Regions from separate parts of the Homo sapiens genome. Here region 1 is linked to region 2. Evidence: chromatin loops called from intact Hi-C (ENCODE). Cell type or tissue: PC-3. All regions are shown on one strand. Each heading gives the region's core, and the rest is flanking DNA. Links, peaks and the distances in the headings are about the cores only.

Region 1 (8,325 bases), core at 62-8,061, 110 kb before region 2:
ATACCCAGTAAGGATAATTCTTAAAGGCTGTGATCTCAGAGCAGAACCTTCAAAGACATTCCATAGTCATCTGACCTCCAGCAGGTAAAGCTTTGTCCATGGGTGCTAAGCTCAGGAGGCCAGACCAACCAAGTGCTGCCCTGCTAACCACTGCCTCCACTTCTGTCTTTGGGGTTCATGCTGGCTACTAGCACTAATAAGAGATGACCAATGATCAAGAGGGAAAGGAAAGGTTGTTGACATGAAGAGTCCAAAAATCAGCCCAAAAGCTGAGAATCCTCATCTGAAATTTAGGAGGGAAAACAAACTTTTGGAGAGAAAAAGTAATCATAAATAAGCATCTTTTGTTAAAACTTCCAGGAATTTTTCTGAGGGTCTACAGAGACATCCTACTCAATTGGTCTGTTCTTTCTCCATTGACAGAATTCTACAAATGTTTAGAATGTTAACTTTGAGGTACTGTTTGAGTATACATTATCAAGGATTCAATAATATTTGTAAGGCTGTACTTACAATAGAAAGGTAGACAAATCCATTTTAGACAGTTAACTGGCCAGGCACAGTGGTTTATGCCTGTTATCCCAGCACTTTGGGAGGCCTAGGTGGGTGAATCAGTTGAGGCCAGGAGTTCAAGACCAGCCTAGCCAACATGGCGAAACCCCATCTCTGCTAAAAATACAAGACTTAGTCGGGTATGATGGCATGTGCTTGTAATCCCAGCTACTGGGGAGGCTGAGGCAGGAGAATTGCTTGAGCCCAGGAGGTGGAGGTTGCAGTCAGCCGAGATCAGGCCACTGAACTCCAGCCTGGGCAACAGAGAAAGACTGTTTAAAAAAAAAAAAAAAATAGATATTAACTGAACCACAGACCTAGAAACCCATTACCCATTGATGGTACCTGACTCAGTGTGTGGAGTTCAGCAGGACACATCAGTCTCTAAAGTCCAAGCATTCTCTGACCTCATGACAGATAAGGCCAAGCCCTGAGCCTGGCACAGGTCAGATGCACCCTATCCTCCAGGGTGGAGCCTTTGCCAACAGACTTGCCAAGTGGATTCCAGAGTCTTCTAAGCTAGCTATATTCTTAGAACACCTGCCCCACCAGCTCAGAAAACTGAAACCAGATTTCTAAGCAGCAGCAAAAAACCTCAGGTTAAGAAAAAAGGTTTTGCCCTCTGTGGCTAGAGTGAGAAAAACGAATAACATTGATAGGATACAACTACTCCTAGAAACACATGCACGTGTGTTACTAATCAGCATGATATACAGATAAGCAAAGACTGCTCTCTTCTTCCAGAGGAGAAAGCAAGGGTCTTTGGGAGCCAGAGTTTGTCCCTAGTGGGTAACTGAGCCACAACTGCTGACAGCATCTTGGTGGTTCCCCGGGTCCCCAGGCAGATGGGCCAGCCCCACCCCTGAATCAGTCAGTCACCTTCCCACAGGAAGCTGTCAGCACTTACCATCTAGGGCATATGACTTCTTCTCGCTCACCTCCTCAGTGAGCTCACACATGTCACTGTAGGCTCGGGCCAGGCGCCAGAGAAAGTCCTGCCGGCTTCCATACTGCAGACCAGACAGAAACGGGTGAGGCCCCTTTTTCCTCAACTGTGGAGAATGGGGGCCTTGGCCTTCCCCCACACCCTAGGTTTGAATTTCCAAGCTAGTATGTTACAGTCATCAATATCAGGCCAGCTCCTACACGCAGCCTTCCCCCCAGTCATCCCTTCCCACGTGCAGTTAATGTATGACACATTCTCTGTCTAGCCAGTAGCTTGCACAATTACGGGGTGAGGGCATTCTGACCTCCTAGAACTGCTGGGAGGAAAGGTCAACTCCAAGATGTCATAAGGCACGAGAGGTCTTTTGCTGACACATGAAGAAAGTGTGAAAGGAAAAGGGAAACTTCTAACTTCTGGGGGGGGGGCATTTATACCTGGGTGGGCATATATTCTGTCAGTGAACCTGACAAGAGAATTATGGTTGAGTGACCTACACAGTTGTCGCTTGTAATGGGGCTGGCAGCTTGGACTCTGCCTCAAGGGAAATGAGGAGAAAAAAAAAATACAGTTCTTTCCACATTTCCCCCTAGAGGTGAGAGGTAGAGCTCTTTCTGCAGTAGCTCTACAGAAAGCAGAGAACTACACTCCCCCTCCCAAGAGGGGAGGCAGCTCTGGGGCAAGCAGTACACTGGCCCTAGGATCCACGCTGGGCCTCCTTGGAAGAGGATATGTGACCTGGGGGACAGATGCAAAACCAGCTGTCTCACCATTTCTCGTCCCATGTCACCTTGTAGGGGCAGTAACCACACGGGCCTTCATTCCCCAGGGGTCAGGAACAGAGAGATGGAGGGAGGGAGGGAAGGAGAAGGAGACAGGCAGCTGGAGCCTCACCACCAGCTTGTTGTTGAGCAGCAGCTGGAAGCCCTCCCGCTTGCCTTGCTCATCACCCCTGTGCAGCTCGTCGGCCTGCTGCAGGAGGGGCAGCACATCCTCCAAGCCTGAGGAACCTCCAGCCTCCAGGGCACTGGAGGCACCTGAAGCTGCCTCTTCCTCCAAGTCAAGAGAATCCTTTCTCCCCATCTTCACAGTCTCACAGCTCACTTCATCTTCCCCGTCCTCACTTTCTTTGTCAGAGTCCCGCTCATTGTCAGACTCCGCATTGGCTGTTGTGTAACTGGCAGAGAAATGTAAGGGACAACAAGAGGATTATTCAGCTCAGAGCCCCTAGGGTCTGTCTATCCCTCACCCCCAAAGAAGCACTCTACATGGCATTGTCCAAAGCACCAAATCACAATCATTCATACCTCTTAAGGGCAGACTTTTTTTCTTTTTTTTTTTTTTTTTTGAGACAGGGTCCCGCTCTGTCACCCAGACTGGAGTGCAGTGGTTCGATCTTGGCTCACTCAAACCTCCACCTCCTGGGGTCAAGCAATTCTCCCACCTAATTTTTTTGTATTTTTAGTAGAGACGGGGTTTTGCCATGTTGCCCAGACTGGTCTCAAACCCCTGGCCTCAAGTGATCCGCCCACCTCGGCCTCCCAAAGTGCTGGGATTACAGGCATGAGCCACCATGCCCAGCAGAAATCATTATTTGAGAGAAAGTTTCCTATGGGAACTAAGGGCTGGGAAAATGATCCAGGAAGGAAAGAGCAGACAACCAGCTGAGGCCCTGTGACAGTTAAGGCAAATGTGAGAAGTCCCTGCTCGTTTTTGCCTTATCAGTCAGAGACACTTGCCACAACCAACATGGGTGGGTGCAGCCTCAGGCCATGGGCAGCCACACACACATCCACAAACTCGCAACCTCTGGCCCAAGTCAACAACCAAACCTAAACCGCAACAGGAGTAGCCCATAGTAACCTTGAGAACTTAAGGGTGTGAGGAGAGGTGATAGGAACCACTTTGCAGCCAGAAGCAAGAAGGGGAAGACAATGCAAACTACCCCCTGAAAAGGTGTTTGGGGGGCTGCCATATGCCAGGTGGCTCCTAAGGAGCCCCAACCCTGATGCACCCACTAAAGAGGAAGCTGAGTTTCTCTTGGATCTCAGCCACCAGCAGCTGATTAGGGTGTTTTCCCTAAATGCCTAAAATAGATAAGGACTGAGCAGGGGAAAAGGTAGGACTTCTGGGGGTCAGAAGCAAACACAAGGCTGGGGGCGGTGGCTCACGCCTGTAATCCCAGCACTTTGGGAGGCCGAGGCGGGCGGATCAGGAGGTCAGGAGATCAAGACCATCCTGGCTAACACGGTGAAACCCTGTCTCTACTAAAAAATACAAAAAATTAGCCAGGCATGGTGGCAGGTGCCTGTAGTCCCAGCTACTCGGGAGGCTGAGGCAGAAGAATGGGCGTGAACCCGGGAGGCAGAGCTTGCAGTGAGCGGAGATCACACCACTGCACTCCACCCTGGGCGACAGAGCAAGACTCCGTCTCAAAAAAAAAAAAAAAAAAGAATAGGCTCCCTGTGGCTGGAGCAAAACAGGACTGAAGGAGAGATGACACACCACCTACAAATAAAGTCAACAACTGACAGCCTAATGTCAGGGCAGAAGTGCTGTCCTGCCCAGAAAACCAGAAACCACAAGGTGGCAGGCTCTGAAGGCTCTGGAAGTGAGCAGCCAGACCTGGTACCCAGTCCGTGCTGACTGCATCCTTACAGAGGAGCTTCAGCCTCATCTAAAAAAGAGGCCCCAGACACATCTACTACAAGAACTTGTAAGGTATTTAAAACCTTTCCTAACTGCACCTTTGTTTTTTAAGAGGTTATCCAAGTAGATTTCCCCTTTAGTTATTAGAAAAAAAAAAAAACACCTTTAGAAATCAAAGGGACAAGGATAAGTGTCATTAGATTTCGTAACCAACCTGGGTACTGATGAGGGAGACCACCCACAGGCAACCTAGAGAATGAAACTCCCAACTGCACCTGCCAGATTGAGAAAAATCAAACCAGAGTCTCCTCTGCCCAGCCAGGCCCAAATGCAAAATGGGTAGATGGTTTATCTGGAACGGGAAGCTGGAATTGCATCATCTCCCTTTGCTAGAAGGAGGGGGAGACCCTATTTCTTGCTGAGTTGAGGGCTGCCTCAGCCAATCAGGAGTCCAAAGAGGAGTCTCTCTGCCTCCAGCACTCCCAGGGAGGGACCTAGCCCTGCTGGAGCCCAGGCATCAGCACAGAATCCCCTGGGACCTGAGCTGCGATGCTGCCATCCCTCTGGATCCTAAAGGCCCAGCTCACAAAGCCAAGAAGAGAGGTCAGGGAGCCTTGCTGCCACAAACAGAGTGAAAGATGGTAGAGCCCTGTGAGGCAGGGAGGCTCCAGGGAAGCTGGCATAGAAAGTAGACTTTAATTGCATCTCAGCCCCACTTTAAGGAACCCTCAACAATCTGAAACCCTACTGCCTGAGGCAGCTTCTGGGGCCTCAGAAGAGATTAATCACATGCCAAGGGCTACCACATTTACACCATTCTCTCTCACTTTCCACCTCCCAGACTAACCCAGCCAGCCTTTGGAGAAATCTACCAGAGAGGAGTGACCCTTTTAACATACCCTGAGGCTTTTGAGATCTGCCAGAGACGAGCAGGGACCTTTGAAAAGGCCCTTTGGTCCTGTGCACTCCGGAGGACAGGAGTTCCCACAGTGGGCCAGAGACCCAAGGCTCCCTCTGAGCAGAGACTGCCACTCTACTCTTAAGCAGTAATGAAGGACTCAGTTACACACATCTCTCCTCCTGGCAATTAAGTTTCTCTTAACCTAAACCATGTTAGAGACTGAGTATGAGGCCTTCAAAGATAACCAGGCACATGGACCCTGACCTTGAGATAAGACCCAACTTAATGAGGTCATAAATGCCCAAGAAGGAGTCTTCACGATGAGGCTGCAGGCAATTTCTCTTGGCTGAGATGCCTGGGAAGGCTTGCTGGAGGAGCTGGTATTTTAGGGCAAGTTGGGTTCTGACAGAGGGAACTCAAGCTGTGTTTGGTACAATGCCCGGGGAACAAGCTCACAGAGCTGCACAGTGATTCTGCCTCTGCCACCCTCAATCTCCTGAGACCTCAAAGTTGTTATTTGGAAGAAGGAAGGAATACAGCTTTCAGTGAAATCAAGCAGCCCATCAAATCTCAGCCCTTCATCCCTCAAAGCAGCTCTCCTTGCCCCAAGACACACATGTTCAAAGCCATTTCAGAGTTTGTAGACTCCTAGAGCTCCCCCCTTGACCTACATGGCAATGACCATGGCACAAAGAATCATTCACCACGGCCACTGCCCTAGAGAACAGCCGGCTCAACCACACAGTGTTGCACCACCACCTGCTCTCATGCCACGGGACTGGGCATGGGACACAGCCTGAAGGCGCTATAATTAAGAAATCCACTCTTCCCCTTGCCCCATCACAGGTGTCTGGCAGCCCTGGCCTGCTCCTTGTGGCCTTGGGAGTCCCAGTGAGCACCCCTAGCAGTGAAGGACCCCCAGGTGTCCCTGGTTAACTGCTCTGGCTCCCACTGACCCCAGAAGTTTGTACTTCTTTATTTTTTTGGGATGGAGTCTTTCTCTGTCACCCAGGCTGGAGTGCAGTGGTGCAATCTCGGCTCACAGCAAACTCCACCCCCTGGGTTCAAGTGATTCTCCTGCCTCAGCCTCCGGAATAGCTGGGATTACAGGCATGCACCACCACGCCCAGCTAATTTTTCTATTTTTAGTAGAGACAGGGTTTCACCATGTTGGCCGGGCTGGTCTCGAACTCCTGACCTCAAGTGATCTGCCCACCTCAGCCTCCCAAAGTGCTGGGATTATAGGCATGAGCCTCCACACCCCAGCCTCAGTAATTTTTTTTTTTTTTGAGACAGAGTACTGCTCTATCACCGAGGCTGGAGTGCAGTGGTGCCATCTTGGCACACTACAGCCTCCACCTCCTGGGTTCAAGTGATTCTTCTGCCTCCGCCTCCTAGGTAGCTGGGATTACCGGTGCCTGCCAACATGCCTGGCTAATTTTTGTATTTTTAGTAGAGACGAGGTTTCACCATGTTGGCCATCTGGTCTTGAACTCCTGATCTCAGGTGATCTACCTGCCTTGGCCTCCCAACGTGCTGGGATTACAGGCCTGAGCCACCGCGCCTGGCCTAGTACAACTTCTTTAAATCATCACAAAGAGGACCAGGTGCGGTGGTTCATACCTGTAATCTCAGCACTTGGAGGCTGATGTGGGAGAACTGCTTGAGGCCAAGAGTTCAAGAACAGGCTGGGCAACACAGTGAGACCCCATCTGTACAAAAAAAATAAATAGAATTGGCTGGGCATGGTGGCACATGCCTGTAGTCCCAGCTATTCAGAAGGCTGAGGCAGGAGCACCACTTGAGCCCAAGAGGTTGAGGCTGCTGTGCTGTGATGGCACCATGGAACTCCAGCCTGGGCAACAGAGTGAGACCCTGTCTCAAAACAAAACAAAACAAAAACAAAAACAGTTGTGAAGGGCCTCAAGCTTTCTTTGATTTTGGGCAGAGCTGTGACCTCTCCTTCTGTTCAACCTCCTTACAGAGTTCAAACATCAATTCCCCACCCAAGTGGCCTGCTTCCTTGGGTTGCAGAGATGTTCTTTACATCTCAGTGCCCACTATCAACTACTTCCTCGGTCTCTCTCTTCAATTCAGATGTATCAAATATTAATTTCATTTTTGCCCCCTCTTTAACACAACTTCTGGAAGCATCTCTTGGCCCAGAGCCATTTAGGTAAATTGAATAGAAAAGGGCCACCTCTGTTTGCCCTTGAGAATGCAGATAACAGGGATCTGACAACCCAGGCAACAGCAGTCCCCCATGGAAGAGCAGAGAGCTCTTCACCACCACTCCACAGGTTTCTGGAGACCCCGGAGCACTCATCAAATCCAGCGTTGGTGATAATGACATTTCAGTCAACCACGGACTGCGCATATCAGTGGGTGCATACGATTATAATGGAGCTGAAAAATTCCTATCACCTAGTATTTACATTGTATTTTATTTTTCTGAGGCAGGGTCTCACTCTGTCACCCAGGCTGGAGTGCAGTGGCACAATTATGGCTCACTGCATCCTCAAACTCCCGGCCTCCCAAGTAGCTGGGACTACCGACCCATGCCACCATGCCCAGCTCGTTTTTTTTTTTTTTTTTTTTTTTCTTTGAGATGGAGTCTCACTCTGTCTCACAGGCTGGAGTGCAGTGGCGCAATCTCGGCTCACTGAAACCTCTGCCTCCTGGGTTCCAGCAATTCTCCTGCCTCAGCCTCCCGATTAGCTGGGATTACAGGCATGCACCACCACACCTGGCTAATTTTTGTATTTTTAGTAGAGACAGGGTTTCGACATGTTGGCCAGACTGGTCTCAAACTCCTGAACTCAGGTGATCCGCCCACCTTGGCCTCCCCCAGGTAGTTATTTTATGTAGAGACGTGGTCTTGCTGCCTTGTCCAGGATGGTCTCAAGCTCCTGAACTCAAGCAATCCTCCTGTCTCGGCCTCCCAAAGTGCTGGGATTACCCATGAGCCACCACCACACCTGGACTGATTTTAACTTCTAGTTTCCATGTACCTGCTTATAGCTAATTCCTCTGATCCAGCATAAAACTTGGCTGTTCTCTACACCAGTCTTTCCCTTAAGAAGAATAAAGGCTGGACAAGGAGAAATCGGCCTCTAGGCCTCACACAGGCTACCTGAATAACTGGAGCTAGCAGCAGATAAGGTCAGATGGGTCAGATGCTGCTACTGACATCACACTCTATCCTTGGGACCAGAGTTTCAAAGTGGTGCTAGTGGTTTAAACTCAAAACACCCTTAGCATGACCAGACTTGGAGGAGGC
Region 2 (8,325 bases), core at 175-8,174:
CCCCATGCAGGCTGTGGAGTCCCAGTTTGGTCTAGGTGGGGCCCATACTTTCACCACCCCACTTTGCTCCTGAGAGAAGCCTGGTCCATCTAGTGAGAATTGACCTTATCTCACTTTCTCTCCCCGCCAGGGTCTGGGATCCCCAAGGCCTGGGCAGGCATAGACTTGAAGGTACAACCCCAGGAACCCCTGGTGCTGAAGGATGTGGAAAACACAGATTGGCGCCTACTGCGGGGTGACACGGATGTCAGGGTAGAGGTGAGACACTGGGCTGACTCTGACCCCGCCCTCTGCCTGCCAGCCTTCTTGGAGCCCCTTTCTGGGGCCCTAGGCCAACCAATGGCCCCGGATGGGATGGGGTGGAGAGAGGCTGAAGATGCATTTAATCCAACTCCCCCTGGCCTCCCCAGGGGTGTGGGTGTGTGTCTGGCCAGGCCTGGGGCAGCCCAAGGGCATCAGGGGGTGCCCAAGCCTGATAGCCACTCCTGTGTGCAGAGGAAAGACCCAAACCAGGTGGAACTGTGGGGACTCAAGGAAGGCACCTACCTGTTCCAGCTGACAGTGACTAGCTCAGACCACCCAGAGGACACGGCCAACGTCACAGTCACTGTGCTGTCCACCAAGCAGACAGAAGGTGAGGGAGGGGTGAGGAGCAGCACCTGGAGCCCCCGCTGTGCGGATTGGCCGCACGGTCCCCTCATAAGCTCTCCCCCCTAGACTACTGCCTCGCATCCAACAAGGTGGGTCGCTGCCGGGGCTCTTTCCCACGCTGGTACTATGACCCCACGGAGCAGATCTGCAAGAGTTTCGTTTATGGAGGCTGCTTGGGCAACAAGAACAACTACCTTCGGGAAGAAGAGTGCATTCTAGCCTGTCGGGGTGTGCAAGGTGGGCCTTTGAGAGGCAGCTCTGGGGCTCAGGCGACTTTCCCCCAGGGTGAGTGGTCTCTCTCTTCTGTGGCCAGGGAGGTGGGTGGTGGGAGCTCTCCCTTGCCCACCCACCCCAATTATCTCATCCCCACTGGAGCCTGGTCATGCCTCCTCTCATTCTCTGTTCTCTCTCCCAGGCCCCTCCATGGAAAGGCGCCATCCAGGTGGGCTTTACTCCCCTCCCCATCCCCCATCCCCACCACATCTCTAGCCCATATCATCCCTATGCCCCTAAGCAGCCTGCCTTTGACCAAGCCATTCCTCCCCTCAGAGTTTGTGGAAGGACCACAAACATCCCACCCCTTCCAGCCCAGCATCGTCCTATGAGGATCTGCCCAGTTTGCGTGGGGCAGGAGTGGGGTTGGTGGAAAGGGAATGGGGGATGTGCTGTGTCTGGGCAGAGAGGGCCAAGTAGAAGGTGGGCCCTGGGCACTTGTTCTTTGCTTGAGCCTGACCTCCCTTCCACCCGTCCAGTGTGCTCTGGCACCTGTCAGCCCACCCAGTTCCGCTGCAGCAATGGCTGCTGCATCGACAGTTTCCTGGAGTGTGACGACACCCCCAACTGCCCCGACGCCTCCGACGAGGCTGCCTGTGAAAAATGTGAGGCCTGGGGGATAGAGGGGGTTGGGCAGCAGACAGGGAGGTCCTGACAGCCTTGCCCTGAACCCCTGGGAGACCCTTGTTGGGTCTGAGACTCTGACCTTTCCTCTCTGCAGACACGAGTGGCTTTGACGAGCTCCAGCGCATCCATTTCCCCAGTGACAAAGGTGAGATCCTCCCCAGGTGCCCTGGATCAGGGCAGACGCTGACACTGCCATCCTCACTATTTCCATCCAGCAGTGCCTGAGGGGCCTGCTGGGTGTACGGGCCTGTGGGCACAAAGAGCCAGGGTGGGCTCCCCGTTCTCCAGATGGCTCAGCTTCTTCCCTGGCTGGCTCTTGGGCTTTCTTCTGTGGCTCTGTGTTTTCCAGGCATCACTCATTCTCCGAACACCTTCATAACTTCAGCCATGTCCACCACATATTGCTCAGATCTTATTTACTTAATCAGTTACTTTTTAAATGTAATATATTAAAAAGGAACTTTCACATCACTACCATAAATGGGAAGCCACTATTACTTGCCAAACATTGAAAAACAACACAAATAAATATAATAAAACAGTAAGTTTTAGCTTGCCAGGCGTGGTGGCTCACACTTATAATCCCAGCGCTTTGAGAGGCCGAGGCTGGCAGATTGCTTGAGCTCAGGAGTTCAAGACCAGCGTGGGCAATATGGCAAAACCCCATCTCTACAAAAAATACAAAAATTAGCCGGATGTGGTTGCGCGTTCCTGTACTCCCAGCTACTCAGAAGGCTGAGGTAGGAGGATCACTTGAACCTGGGAGGTAGAGACTGCAGTCAGTTGAGATGGAACCACTGCACCTCAGCCTGGGCAACAGAGTGAGACCCTGTCTCAAAACAATAATAATAATAATAAGCTCTAGCTAGTTGCTTGCCTGCCAAGGCTCAGACCCTGAGGCCCATCCTCTTTTTTAAGAAAGGTAAACCAGCCAGGCGTGGTGGCTTACACCTGGAATCCCAGCTACTAGGGAGGCTGAGGTGGGAGGATCGCTTGGCCTAGGAATTTGAGGCCAACCTGGGCAACATAGCGAGACACTGTCTTTAAAAAAAAGAGGTAAACCACCCAGTGTTGGAAAACTGAGACCGTGACCCAGTCAGAAAAGCTGAAAGAAAATTGAAATAACTATGAGTCGGCGTAGTTTACTTTTGTGCCTACAGTTATTGTCCAGGGTTTGTCTTCCCTTTTCTGGCACCACTGCAGCTGGGCCAGGTGTTTTGGGGCCTCTCAGGCCCTCCCTGAGCCATGGCAGGTGGGGAGGTGCTGGGCAGCAGCCACGTGGAGCCTAGCAGAAGGTGGCAGGGAGGCCATGGACTCGCTCACCATAGCCTACCCCATACCCCCCAGGGCACTGCGTGGACCTGCCAGACACAGGACTCTGCAAGGAGAGCATCCCGCGCTGGTACTACAACCCCTTCAGCGAACACTGCGCCCGCTTTACCTATGGTGGTTGTTACGGCAACAAGAACAACTTTGAGGAAGAGCAGCAGTGCCTCGAGTCTTGTCGCGGCATCTCCAGTGAGTGGGCCAGTGAGAGGGTGGGCATGTATGGGGGAAGGCTTAGCCAGTGGCCTCCACTCTGTCCCCAGGCCTTTGGGAGTCACCCCTCCATCCTCAGAGCGCCTGGAGTAGGAGTGGGAGAGGATGCCAGTGTGAGGTCTGGGGCACTGGGGAGCAGCTGAGTCTCTGAGCCCTCAGTACTGACTGGTCTTTCCCCTCATCATTCTGCAGAGAAGGATGTGTTTGGCCTGAGGCGGGAAATCCCCATTCCCAGCACAGGTAAGCCCTGATCTGTCCTGTAACTGAGGTTAGCATGTAGGTATCAACTCACGGATCAACTCCACCTGTTGTGACAGCCTAACCTGTGTTGAGAAGGATGCCAAGGTGGCCTATAGAGACAGAGTACCGTAATCAAATGGGGATGCCTGCCACACACGAGGGAGGGAGTACAGTAAAGTGCGTGCCGATGTCTGTCAGCAGCGTCCCAGGCTTCCCCCAAGTTAACTGCAAGGAGAGCGACTTGAGCTGAGACCTGAGGCCCACCAGAGTTCCTCTGAGCTCCTGGACAGAGCTGTTCAGCTGTTCATATGTGGGAGGTCTGAGTCGGGTGCCCATGTCCTTCCATACCTGGCATCCATTTGACTTGGTCTCTTCCATAGATTGGGGGTGGGTGTCAGAACCAGGCAGGCCCTGGGAGCCCCTTATTCTACCCCTTCTTCCCCCAGGCTCTGTGGAGATGGCTGTCGCAGTGTTCCTGGTCATCTGCATTGTGGTGGTGGTAGCCATCTTGGGTTACTGCTTCTTCAAGAACCAGAGAAAGGACTTCCACGGACACCACCACCACCCACCACCCACCCCTGCCAGCTCCACTGTCTCCACTACCGAGGACACGGAGCACCTGGTCTATAACCACACCACGCGGCCCCTCTGAGCCTGGGTCTCACCGGCTCTCACCTGGCCCTGCTTCCTGCTTGCCAAGGCAGAGGCCTGGGCTGGGAAAAACTTTGGAACCAGACTCTTGCCTGTTTCCCAGGCCCACTGTGCCTCAGAGACCAGGGCTCCAGCCCCTCTTGGAGAAGTCTCAGCTAAGCTCACGTCCTGAGAAAGCTCAAAGGTTTGGAAGGAGCAGAAAACCCTTGGGCCAGAAGTACCAGACTAGATGGACCTGCCTGCATAGGAGTTTGGAGGAAGTTGGAGTTTTGTTTCCTCTGTTCAAAGCTGCCTGTCCCTACCCCATGGTGCTAGGAAGAGGAGTGGGGTGGTGTCAGACCCTGGAGGCCCCAACCCTGTCCTCCCGAGCTCCTCTTCCATGCTGTGCGCCCAGGGCTGGGAGGAAGGACTTCCCTGTGTAGTTTGTGCTGTAAAGAGTTGCTTTTTGTTTATTTAATGCTGTGGCATGGGTGAAGAGGAGGGGAAGAGGCCTGTTTGGCCTCTCTATCCTCTCTTCCTCTTCCCCCAAGATTGAGCTCTCTGCCCTTGATCAGCCCCACCCTGGCCTAGACCAGCAGACAGAGCCAGGAGAAGCTCAGCTGCATTCCGCAGCCCCCACCCCCAAGGTTCTCCAACATCACAGCCCAGCCCGCCCACTGGGTAATAAAAGTGGTTTGTGGAGTTTCTGGCTCTGTTCTGTGGGCCAGGAGAGGGACTAGGTTGCTGGGGGGTGATGGGACCGTCCTGTTCAGCTGGTTCAGGCTTCAGCCACCCTGTTGAGCAGGTTTTCCCATCGTCTCTCTCGAAACTGGCCTGGCCCCTGACTTTGGAGAGCAGTGCCATGTTTGACCACCAGAGGGGAGGAGTGAGCGGGCCACGGGAGCCACGAGTGTGGGGAGGCTGCAGTGCTGCTGTGTAGCATTTCTTCCTGGTGTGAGCCTCTCCACAAGCCTGTTGAGTGGTTGAGCTCTCCACAATTCTGCTCATTTGGAGGTTGGGGTTAGGGGTGCACAGGCACCTTGGCTCCTACCTCCATGTTAGGGCCCAGGTGACTAGCTGTCTCCCTCCCAACAGAAGCCCTGGCTTCTGCGCTGGAGTGCAGCACCCCCAACCAGGCTCTGAGCTCCTTCCCAGGAGCCTTTAGTAGAGACACGCCACTCCAACCCACACCCCTGCATTTGTTCAAGCTACCTCCCGGTGCCAAAAAAAAAAAAAAATCATACTTTGAGCTCATTCGTTCGTTTATTCAGTGAATTACATTGAGCTCCTCTGTGCCAGACACTGCCAATCATTAGAAATTTGATACTGCTGAGAGGGGCAGAGGAAGCACTATTTAAATGCTTTACGTATCTCGAGTTGCTGGCGCTGCACACAGCCCTTGTGATGACAATACAATCATCCGCATTTTACAGGTGAAGAAACTAATTCATTGAAATTTCCTCCCCAAGGCCCTAGAGCTGAGATTGGACTGGATCCCCAGAGTTTAGTCTTACAAAAGAGGTATCGGGGTTGGTGGGGGTGGGGGGGGACTTAAAAGCAAATTTTAAGCAAGTACAACTACCATGAATGTACATATATGAAGTTATAAGTGTATAGCTCAGTGAATTTCCATAATGACACACACCTCTGAGGCAGGCACCCAGATCAAGAAGCAGAACCTTCTTAGCACGCCGGGACAGGCCTCGTTTTGATGGATAACACCTGGTTTTGGACTCGTGCTCTCATGGACCACCTCCCCATTTTGCACGCCTCAGCCTAAGCTCAAAACCCTCCCACACAACTGCAGGTGGTGGACACTCCCTGCCTCACACCCCTGTGTCTGCTAACACCACCCTGAGCCCAGAGCACCTCTTATTTCCTTTACTGCCTGTCTTCTTGCCGGATTGTGAGATCCCAGAGCCGCAGATGGCATCCAGTTGTGTCTGGGTTCCCGGCACCCCATGCTCCCTCTGTGACCTTGGTAAATCGTAGTTTAGTAAATGTTGAGTAAGCGGCAGGGGGTGGGGCTCATCCCCATTGTTCCACTTCATAGGGCACCGTGTTTTCCCTTCTAACCCCCTACTCTGACACTCGTCCATCCTTCGAGGCTCAAAACGGACTTGATCCCTACTGGGAACAACCCCCATTATCAGTTGGTTCTCAGACTCTACCCTAGTGTCCAGAACAGTGATCAACACAGAGCAAGTATTTAATAAGGGTTTGTTGGCCTGAAGTGAACATCCTCTCAGGGAGGGATAGACATCAAGTGAGAGGATGCCAGGCAAAGGGCCACCCCTAGTAACAGCTGCTTGCATGTGCAGAGGGAGTGCCCGAGGAGGTGGGAGCTCTCGGGGGTCACTAGGGGGCGCTGTGACTATGACTGGATGCCGTGTTCTTCCTGCAAGGATGTGAGGACTCAGTCTCAGGCAGGTGACAGGAGTGGAGCAATGAACGCCAAGACACAGCTCCTGCTCTCCTGGCGCTTACACTCTGGCGTGCAGGCTGCAGGGATGCAGATACGGTGACAAAACAGTCTGGTCCCCAAACTTCTCCTTATCCCTGAGACCGCCCCAGCCATCCTCTGCTCTGTGCCCACCCACATGACTCAGAACTTTGATCCCTACCTCCATGTCCTGAACAGGCAGTTTCCTCCACTTCAGAAGTCCCCTCCGCCCTGGAAAGCTCCTACTTTACCCCGTGTTCCAGCTCACGAAGCTTTCTCTGGCTCTCCAGCCAAAGTTCATTGCTGCCCTCTCCACGCACTCCTGCTCTACACAGCTCCGCTGCACGCATAAGTCCAAGCTAGTGTGTGTCTCCCTTTATCCAGACAAGACTCCTCAGGGCGCTGACCAGGTCTTAGTTATCCTAGCGTCTCCCAAGCTGGGCCCTGCTTGTGCGTACCAGGTATCTGAAAAATGGCTGCTGGAACAAAACAGAGGCCGGTCAAGTGGAGGAGATTAAGGTTAATAAGTGACTTCGTGGAGAAAGTCTAACATCAGGTGAGTGGCCCTGCACGGTGGCTCACACCTGTAATTCCAGCAGTTTGGGAGGCCGAGGTGGGTGGATCACTTGAGGTCAGGAGTTCGAGACCAGCCTGGCCAACATGGTGAAACCCCGTCTCTACTAAAAATACAAAAATTAGCCGGGTGTGGTGGCACACACCTATAATCCCAGCTACTTGGGAGGTTGAGGCAGGAGAATCACTTGAACCCGGGAAGTGGAGGTTGTAGTGAACCAAGATGGCACCACTGCACTCCAGCCTGGGTGACAGAGTGAGACTCCATCTTAAAAAAATAAAATTAAATTAAAAAAAAAACTAGGTGAGTAGGGGTCTCCAAGAGATTCTTGCACACGTATGTACATAGCATTATTCACAATAGCTAAAACATGGAATCAACCTGAGTGCCTATCAACAGATGAATGGATAAGCAAAATGGAGTACACACAATATACACGGTGGAATAATATTCAGCCTTAAAAAGGATGTTCTAACATATGCTACAACACAGATGAACCTTCAGGACATCTATATTATGCTAAGTGAAATCAGCCAGTCACAAAAAGACAAGTATGATTCTACTCATCTGAAATGCTTAGAGTAGTCAAAATCAAAGAGACAGTAGAATGATGGTTGCTGGGAAAAGGAAAATAGAGAATTATTGCTTAATGGGTACAGAGTTCCAGTTTTGTAAAAGGAAAAGGCTCAGGAGATGGATGGTGGTGATGGTTGCACAACAATGTGAATGTACTTAGTGCCACTAAACCATATACTTTAAAATGGTTAAGATAGTAAATTTTACATTATATGTATTTTATCACAATAAAAAAAGATTGGAAAAAAATAAGATGAGCAGATGGGTGTGGGTGTTCCATGCATAACAAAATCACACTGAGCAAAAGCTGGGCAGTGGAGATCCTGGGTTTTGTTTGGGAATCACAAGCTGCTCAGTTTGGAAGCAGGGAGGTGGAAGCTGGGAGTTTGGTGGGTGGAGGGGATTTAAGCAGGGGAAAGGAGTGATCTGAACTTTAAAGAGTGGGCCGGGCGCGGTGGCTCATGCCTGTAATCCCAGCACTTTGGGAGGCCAAGGTGGGTGGATTACCAGAGGTTGGGAGTTCGAGACAAGCCTGACCAACATGGAGAAACCCCGTCTCTACTAAAAGTACAAAATTAGCTGAGCATGGTGGCACATGCCTGTAATCCCAGCTACTCGGGAGGCTGAGGCAAGAGAATTGCTTGAACCCGGGAGGCAGAGTTTGCAGTGAGCTGAGATCATGCCACTGAACTCCAACCTGGGCAACAGAGCAAGACTCCATCTCAAAAAAAAAAAAAAAAAAAAAAGGAGTGGGCAGATAAGCAGGCTACAT

Evidence for each region. Peaks named below come from ENCODE experiments on the same cell type or tissue, not always from the same donor. Only the 100,000 strongest peaks of a DNase experiment are listed, where the experiment ranks them.
Region 1: it touches region 2 in a loop (7-fold over the local background); 5 of 110 quality-filtered maps call a loop at or near these places.

What each region holds. Positions count from the first base shown.
Region 1 is chr15:40,742,588-40,750,912 of GRCh38, forward strand. It overlaps RMDN3 (regulator of microtubule dynamics 3), which reads right to left. Exons shown (of 13, transcript NM_018145.3): 5 at 2,390-2,672; 6 at 1,460-1,562. Among named protein-coding and RNA genes, the nearest start is that of RMDN3, 8.5 kb to the right of the region's middle. RefSeq lists a silencer at 4,006-4,175. In PC-3, for the core only: CTCF peaks have their summits at 2,115 (motif pointing left) and 4,083 (motif pointing right); a DNase peak (open chromatin) is centred at 4,054; H3K27ac peaks cover 339 bases.
Region 2 is chr15:40,852,994-40,861,318 of GRCh38, forward strand. SPINT1 (serine peptidase inhibitor, Kunitz type 1) reads left to right here. Exons shown (of 11, transcript NM_003710.4): 3 at 131-258; 4 at 496-634; 5 at 718-888; 6 at 1,067-1,093; 7 at 1,404-1,529; 8 at 1,646-1,696; 9 at 2,899-3,069; 10 at 3,283-3,330; 11 at 3,777-5,214. The coding sequence ends at 3,982. Among named protein-coding and RNA genes, the nearest start is that of SPINT1-AS1, 13 kb to the left of the region's middle. RefSeq lists an enhancer at 5,089-5,138. In PC-3, for the core only: CTCF peaks have their summits at 4,826 (motif pointing right) and 6,298 (motif pointing right); DNase peaks (open chromatin) are centred at 4,758 and 6,328; H3K4me3 peaks cover 491 bases; H3K27ac peaks cover 3,744 bases.